3 separate regions of the Homo sapiens genome follow, and regions 1 and 2 are each linked to region 3. A link is a loop called in an ENCODE intact Hi-C map of the cell type or tissue named here. Cell type or tissue: OCI-LY7. All regions are shown on one strand.

Evidence for each region. Peaks named below come from ENCODE experiments on the same cell type or tissue, not always from the same donor. Only the 100,000 strongest peaks of a DNase experiment are listed, where the experiment ranks them.
Region 1: a loop joins it to region 3, with 8 times the contacts of the local background. A loop is called at or near these places in 2 of 110 quality-filtered maps.
Region 2: it touches region 3 in a loop (11-fold over the local background); 3 of 110 quality-filtered maps call a loop at or near these places.

Annotation. Positions count from the first base shown.
Region 1 is chrX:369,780-372,279 of GRCh38, reverse strand. All of the region lies in intron 1 of PPP2R3B (protein phosphatase 2 regulatory subunit B''beta), which reads left to right. Among named protein-coding and RNA genes, the nearest start is that of PPP2R3B, 16 kb to the left of the region's middle. In OCI-LY7, a CTCF peak has its summit at 1,509; DNase peaks (open chromatin) are centred at 189, 809, 1,469 and 1,969; H3K4me3 peaks cover 2,500 bases; H3K27ac peaks cover 2,500 bases.
Region 2 is chrX:1,112,190-1,114,689 of GRCh38, reverse strand. No RefSeq gene overlaps it. Among named protein-coding and RNA genes, the nearest start is that of CRLF2, 99 kb to the left of the region's middle. In OCI-LY7, no CTCF peak of the experiment used is centred here; DNase peaks (open chromatin) are centred at 1,069 and 2,459.
Region 3 is chrX:1,007,639-1,010,138 of GRCh38, reverse strand. It overlaps the pseudogene RPL14P5. Among named protein-coding and RNA genes, the nearest start is that of CRLF2, 200 kb to the left of the region's middle. In OCI-LY7, no CTCF peak of the experiment used is centred here; DNase peaks (open chromatin) are centred at 1,138, 1,598 and 1,878; H3K4me3 peaks cover 343 bases; H3K27ac peaks cover 2,500 bases.

The DNA of each region.
Region 1 (2,500 bases), 640 kb after region 3:
CCTTCGGAGTTTTTGACCTCTGTCTTCCAGGTTTTGACATTTTGCCTGTAAGTGGGTAAGGGCGAGGCTGGTGTCTTTAAAATCCTCTTAACCTGCGAAGAGCGAGATCAGCCTCGTGCGGGATTTGCTCTAGATGGTGGGAGGTGCTGGGCGGTGCGGGCTCGCTGGTCGCAGAGTCAATGAGGTGATTAGCTCGCACGTGGCTGGATGAGGAAGCCCTTCAGCCCTGCAGTGGGGCCCTGGCTCTTCTGTGGGGGGCTGTGGTGACGATGCACCTGTGAGGACTGTTTATTTTTAAAAAGTCAGTTTCTGGGAAATCATGAATTCCGTTTACAGAAGTTTGCTTCATTTTACAGAAAATAGGTTTCCACGTTTTTAGGGAGTGAGGACAGACGTGTGAAATGCATGTTGTCTGAGGGGTGGTGGAGGAATTACAGGCATATTTGGGGGTATTTGTGGGGGTGGTGTTGGGGGAGAAGGGGACGTTTCCTGGCTGCTTTCACTCCGCGCATGAGTGTGGGCTCTGTCTGTTGGGTCCACCCCACTTGGACACACCCTCAGGGTTGTCAGGGAGCACCCGTGTTGGAGCCACTGGACGTGTTGGGGTGCCGCACCTCCGCCTTCGGACGCTCCCGGCCGGGCAGCACGGTACTGTTTTCAGGGGTCCTCTGACGGGCACAGCCTTCCACGGCCAACGTTGGCCGCACCCACGAGCCCCTGGCGGGTGCTCCTGAGCTTGATCTTCTGACTGTGCGACGTCCCACCTGGGCTTCTGTTCCCACTAACCCCCTGGCGGGTGCTGCCTGCCCCGATGGTGAACCCAAGCTCCTCCTCCTCCCTGCCACTGCCCACTTCCCTGTCACCGGCATCCTTGACAAACCAAACTCGGGGGGTGGGGGCGTTCAGCGACCGCCGGCCTTGGGAACGGAACAGCATGCGTTCACGCCGTGGGTCCGGGGAGGCTCCCGTGTGACGATGGCGTGTTACACGTACTCTCACCGTGGGTCCGGGGAGGCTCCCGTGTGACGATGGCGTGTTACACGGCTCATGCTCTCACTGTAGGACCCAGCATGTACCTGGAGTGGGGCCGTGCAGCTGCTTGGCTGAGCTCTTCTTGCCGGAGCCACTGCCTGCGCCTCCTGCCCAGGGATTCTCGGGCCTTCTGTCCCCGGGCAACAGCAGGACAGCTCAGACCTTGTTCCCAGCCCAGGACAGCTGTGCTGCCTAGCCTGGCCCTCCCCGCCTGGGGAGTGACTCTCCCGCTCCCCACACACTGACTCAGCACACAGACGCCCCTCTTCACCTGTCCTGGTCACACAGACACTGTCCGGCGTCCCCACGGGGTCCTTCGGGTGGACGCACAGACCCTACACGGCACCACGCATGGCTGAAAGCGCCGTCCCCTACGCGGCAGCCCCGCTGTACTTGGAACTGACTTCAGCGTGGTGACAGCCTGGGCTCTGGGCGTCCCTGACGCACCTCCTGCTCTCACCGCCAGGGCACGTGCCGTTCCCCTCCCAAGGCCAGTGGTCACCAAAACCCTTGCAGCCTTTGGTTTGGCCAGGACGCTGCCCAGGATGCCACTCCCTGGGCAGTGGCAGGGAGAAGGCAGGGCTTGGGTTCCCCACCTGGCAGGGAGCTGCAGCAAGGGGGGTTAACGGGAAACAGAAGCCCGGGTGGGAACGTCCACACAGAAGACCAAGCTCAGGAGCATCCGCCAGGGGCTTGTGGACGCAGGGAGGGTGCCGGATCCTCCCCTCGCTGTGTTGCGCGGCATCCACCGTCACCCCTTGGCTGGTGGACAGAATGATCCCCACGTCCCCCAGCCCAGCCTTCCGAGCTCTGTGGAGACTCACGCCTCGCTGCAGCCGTGGCTGCAGGCGCCAGTGCCTGGGCTGCAGGTGTGGGTGCAGGCCCCAGCCGACGTCTCTCAGCGTCCGTTGAGGCCCGGTTGCTCGGCTGCAGTCATGTGTCTGAGTGAATGTTAGCCCACGTGAGCTCTGGCCTACTCAGACACCTGCACCTGCTGCGTTTCTGTGTTGACCCCTCCACACCAGTTCTCCCTCTTTGCTAGAGAGGGGATTTTTAAACCCACACGTGGGGCCTCTCATCTCCGTGTTCGGCTCCTCTGTGTAAACACCGACCTTTTTGACTCCTGTGTTTAGCCGTCCAGCGTGCGGTTTGCAGGTGTAGCTGGCAGCCCTCTACCAGCCCTCTCAGAGGGTCCCTGGGAGTCAAGTGCTGGGCCGAGAAGAATGCTCAGAGCTTGCAGCAGGCCCTGCCTTCCAGGGGGTGGCCGTCATCTGGGTGGGCGAGGGGCTCAGCTGGAATCCATGAGTGTGCGTCCCGGCCAAACCCCCCGTCCCTGATTCCATACCACAGCCTCCCGTGCTTCCGCCTCCCGCTGCAGAGTGGGGGCCGCTGCAGAGCGGGGGCTCCTGGGGGCACGGCTGTGCGTTGCAGCCCGTACTGAGCGTCCCTTCCGCCGGCCCCCTGCTGC
Region 2 (2,500 bases), 100 kb before region 3:
GAGGGTCCTTCCTTCCTCTCTCAGCTCCTGGGGGCTCCAGGCATCCCTGGGCTTGTGGCCCCATCACTCCAGTCTCTGCCTCCGTCTCCACGTGGCTTTTCTGTGTGTCTGTGCCTCTACGTATCCACATTTTTTAAAAAAATTCTACAAAGGCAGCAGTCATTAGATCAGAGCCCATCCCAGTCCACTGCTGCCTCATCGTAACTCGTGATAGCTGCAGACACCGTATTTCCAGAGAAAGTTACATTCTGATGTAGTTGTGGGGTGGGGGGCGGGGAGGTCAGGACTTCTACAAATCTTTTTTGGGGGGATGCAATTTAATTTATAATACGAACAGGGTGAAGAGTATGTTGAGACTTTCTCTGGGCTGAACGGTCCTTCTTTTTATTTTTTTCTTTTTTGTTTTTCTGAGACAGAGTCTCGCTCCGTCACACAGGCTGGAGTGCGGTGGCGCGATCTCGGCTCACTGCAACCTCCGCCTCCCAGGTTCAAGCCATTCTCCTGCCTCAGCCTCCCGAGTAGCTGGGACCACAGGCGCCCGCCACCACTCCCGGCTCATTTTTTGTATTTTTAGTAGAGACGGGGTTTCACCGTGTTAGCCAGGATGGTCTCGATCTCCTGACCTCGTGATCCGCCCGCCTCGGCCTCCCAAAGTGCTGGGATGACAGGCGTGAGCCACTGCGCCCGGCTGGTCCTTCTAATTTCATTAAACACACAGTGCTGTTCCTTGCAGAAATCCATCTACCTGGAAACAGTGGCCAGTTCTTTTGTTTTTTGAGATAGGGTCTCACTCTGTCACTCAGGCTGGAGTGCGTTGGGGCTCATACAGCTCACTGCAGCCTTGACCTCCCTGGGCTCAGGTGATCCTCCCACCTTAGCCTCCCATGTAGCTGGGACTACGGCCTTGCACCACCACACAGAGCTAATTTTTTGTGTTTTCTTTTTGAGATGGAGTCTTGCACTGTCACCGAGGCTGGAGTGCAGTGGCGTGATCTCAGCTCACTGCAACCTCTGTCTCCCAGTTCAAGCAGTTCTCGTGCCTCAGCCTCCCGAGTAGCTGAGAGTACAGGCACCTGCCAACACGCCTGACTAGTTTTAGTATTTTTAGTAGAGACGGCGTTTCACCATGTTGGCCAGGCTGGTCTCAAACTCCTGACCTCAAGTGATCCACCTGCCTTGGCCTCCCAAAGTGGTGAAATTTACAGGCATGAGCCACCTCTCCCAGCCCCGTGTTTTTGTTTGTTTTTAACAGAGATGAGGTTTCGCTGTGTTGGTCAGGGTGGTCTACATCTCCTGGGCTCAAGCAATCCAGCCGCCTTCCTCTCCCAAAGTGTTGGGATTACAGGAGTGAGCTACTGCACCTGACCAGTGGCCAATGCTGGTTAGAAAATAGCATCATGGTGTCTTCTGATTGGAAGAAAAGGTGAAAGACAAATGATATACTACTAGACATATGGGTTGCAGGTAAAAAGGCAAGCTGGAGAAGTTAACGGGGGCCAGGCACAGTGGCTCCCGCCTGTAATCACAGCACTTTGGGAGGCCGAGGTGGGTGGATCACCTGAGGTCAGGAGTTCGAGACCTGCCTGATCAACATGGTGAAACCCCGTCTCTACTAAAAGTACAAAAATATAGCCAGGCTTGGTGGTGGGCACCTGTAATCCCAGCTACTCAGGAGGCTGAGGCGGGAGAATAGCTTGAACCTGGGAGGCAGAGCTTGCAGTGAGCGGAGATCACACCATTGCACTCCAGCCTGGGTGACAGACTGAGAGTCTGTCTCAAAAAAACACAAACAAACAAACAAACAAAAAAGTTCATGGGGCATGGAGCCATATTTCCCAGCAGACTTCCTCATGAAGGCACACCCATTGGATTTTCAGCAAACTGGATAAAAAAATGCCTCTAGACGGCCAGTTCGGAGGAGGTGCTTGTAGGAGGGGTCGCCTTATTTTTCCGAATCGGATGCTTCTGCCGATGTGAGCGCCCACTTTTGCAAAATCCATAGGATTTGCTTTTATCATCCAATGAATGTTATTTTTATTTCATTCAAGGCAGCCGATTCAACCCTGGATCCTGTATTTTTGATTCATGGCTACCCTAGAGATGGAGACGCTCATTCATTGTCAATGACCCAGCCTCATAGGTGCATACACTTGTAAATAACACTGAATTTTTACGAAACATGGAGGTCATGTTACAGACCGCCTGTGGATGTGAGGCCCGTTGAGTCAAATAACATTTCACATACCCTTTCAACGGTACAGCTCTTGCATAGTTCAAATGGCTTTTGGATTACATTTTTGATTTCTGAAAGATAATTCAAAGGCATCTTTTAAGTGTGCATGTTTGATCACAACCTCTGTATCCCGTTAAACACAGAAGTAAAAGCACATTTACATTTGCATGCGGTATTTTTATTTTTTTAAATCTAAGGTCATACCTGCAAACAGGAAGGAGCTTTTCTACCCAGAACTCAGAAGTCCCGTGTTCAATGCAAGGGGTT
Region 3 (2,500 bases):
AAATAAAAGATTAACCTTCTCGCCTAAGGCTGCCAACATGGTGTTCAGGGAGTTCGTGGAGGTTGCCCGGGTGGCCTACGTCTGCTTTGGACCTCATGCTGGAAAACCGGTCGCGACTACAGATGTTATTGATGGGAAGAGGGCTTTGGTTGATGGACCGTGCACTCAAAGGAGGAGACAGGCCATGCCTTTCAAGCACAGGCAGCTCACAGATTTCCTCCTCAAGCTTCCACACCGCGCCCGCCAGAGGTACGTCCGACAGGCCTGGCAGAAGCTACACATCAACACAGAATGGGCAGCCAGACGAGGGGCCAAGAAGATGGAAGCCAGAGAAAGGAAAGGCAAAATGACACAGTTCAATCGTTTTAAAGTTATGCAAGCAAAGAACATGGGAACACAACCATCAGGAATGAAATGAAGAAGCTTCAAGACCCCGGGCACAATGGCTCACGCCTGTAATCCCAGCACTTTGGGAGGCCGAGGCGGGTGGATCACCTGGGGTCAGGAGTTCGAGACCAGCCTGGCCAACATGGTGAAACCCCGTCTCTACTAAAAATACAAAAATGAGCTGGGCGTGGTGGCGGGTGCCTGTAATCCCAGCTACTCGGGAGGCTGAGGCAGGAGAATCGCTTAAACCGGGAGGCAGAGGTTGCAGTGAACTGAGATGGTGCCATTGCACTCCAGCCTGGGTGACAGAGCAAGACTCCATCTCAAAAAAAAGAAGCTTCGAAAGGCAGCTCTCCTGAAAGCTTCTCCAAAAAGCCAAGACGACAGATTTGGATCATTTTAAAGTTATGAAGGCAAAGAAAATGAGGAACAGAATTATCGAGAATAAAGTTAAGACGCTTCAAAAGGCAGCCCTCCTGAAAGCTTCTTCCAAAAAGGCACCTGCTGCTAAGGGGTACGGCTGCAGCTGCAGCTGCTGGTAAAGTTCCAGCGAAAAAGATGACCGCCGTGCGTAAGAAGGCTACAGCCCAGAAGATTCTTTCCCAGAAAGCCGCAGGCCAGAAGGCAGCGCCTGCTCCAAAAGTTCAGAGGACTCAAAAACTCCAGCTCCTAAAATAGAAGAAACACCTGCCAAGTAGAGTAAGAAGATGGTTACGTCCAGAGAGGCACCTGCTCCAAAAGTTCAGAGGACTCAAAAACTCCAGCTACTAAAATAGAAGAAACACCTGCCAAGTAGAGTGAGAAGACGGTTACATCCACAGAGGCACCTGCTCCAAAAGCTCAGAAGGGTCAAAAAGCTCCAGCTCCGGCCAGGCACGTTGGCTCACGCCTGTAATCCCAGCACTTTGGGAGGCTGAGGTGGGAGGATCTCTTGAGATCAGGAGTTCAAGACCAGCCTGGCCAACATGGTGAAACCCCATCTCTACTAAAAATACAAAAATTAGCCAGGCGTGGTGGCAGGTGCCTGTAATCCCAGCTACTCGGGAGGCTGAGGCAGGAGAATCGCTTGAACCTGGGAGGCGGAGGTTGCGGTGAGCCGAGTTCGTGCCACTGCACTCCAGCCTGGGCGACAGAGTGAGACTCCCTCTCAACAAAACAAAACAACAACAAAAAAGGCTCCAGCTCTAAAATAGAAGAAACACCTGCCACAGAGGCTCCCGCTCCAAAGGCATGTGGCAACAAAGCATAAGAGGCAATTATAGAAAGTAATAAAGGTTCTTTTTGACATGCTGGCAAATCTAAAAAATAGTAATAATGAAAAATAAATAAAATATTAGGAAAACTTATTACAGTTTTATGACCTGCTTTTTCTTCTCTTAGAACTATATTAAAAATATGTTTGTGTGTTAAAAAAGAAAACCAGAAAAGAAAAGCAGAGAATGTGCTTCTAAAAAAAGAAACATTCGTTATGACCCTGGCGGGTGTGAATGAAGCTACCTGGGGCTCAACCACTACCCGAGGGCTGAGTTGTGAGGTGGGACAGGCACCTTTTTTGTCTTTATAAAAAGCAAGATTGACCAGGCGCAGTGGCTCACGCCTGTAATCCTGGCACTTTGGGAGTCTGAGGCGGGTGGATCACTTGAGGTCAGGAGTTCGAGACCAGCCTGGCCAACATGGTGAAACCCCGTCTCTACTAAAAATACAAAAATTAGCAGGGTGTGATGGTGGGCGCCTGTCATCCCAGCTACTGGTGGGGCTGAGGCAGAAGAATCGCTTGAACCCGGGAGGCGGAGGTTGTAGTGAGCCGAGATCATGCCATTGCACTCCAGCCTGGGGGACGGAGGAAGACTCCATCTCAAATTAAAAAAAAAAAAGAAGGATCAGGGTATTTTTCCGTCCTTAAGCCCAGGTAGGACTCAGTAAGTTCCCCTATCTGTATGTACATGCGTCTGACTACTTATGAAATGTTGCCATGTTGTGTTAATCACACCGTTGTTGGATTTCTCTTGATTTTTATTTTTAGACAACAGGGTCCCCGTCACCCAGGCTGGAGTGCAGAGGCTCAGTCACAGTTCACTGCAGCCTTGACCTCCTGGGCTCAAGCCCTCCTCCC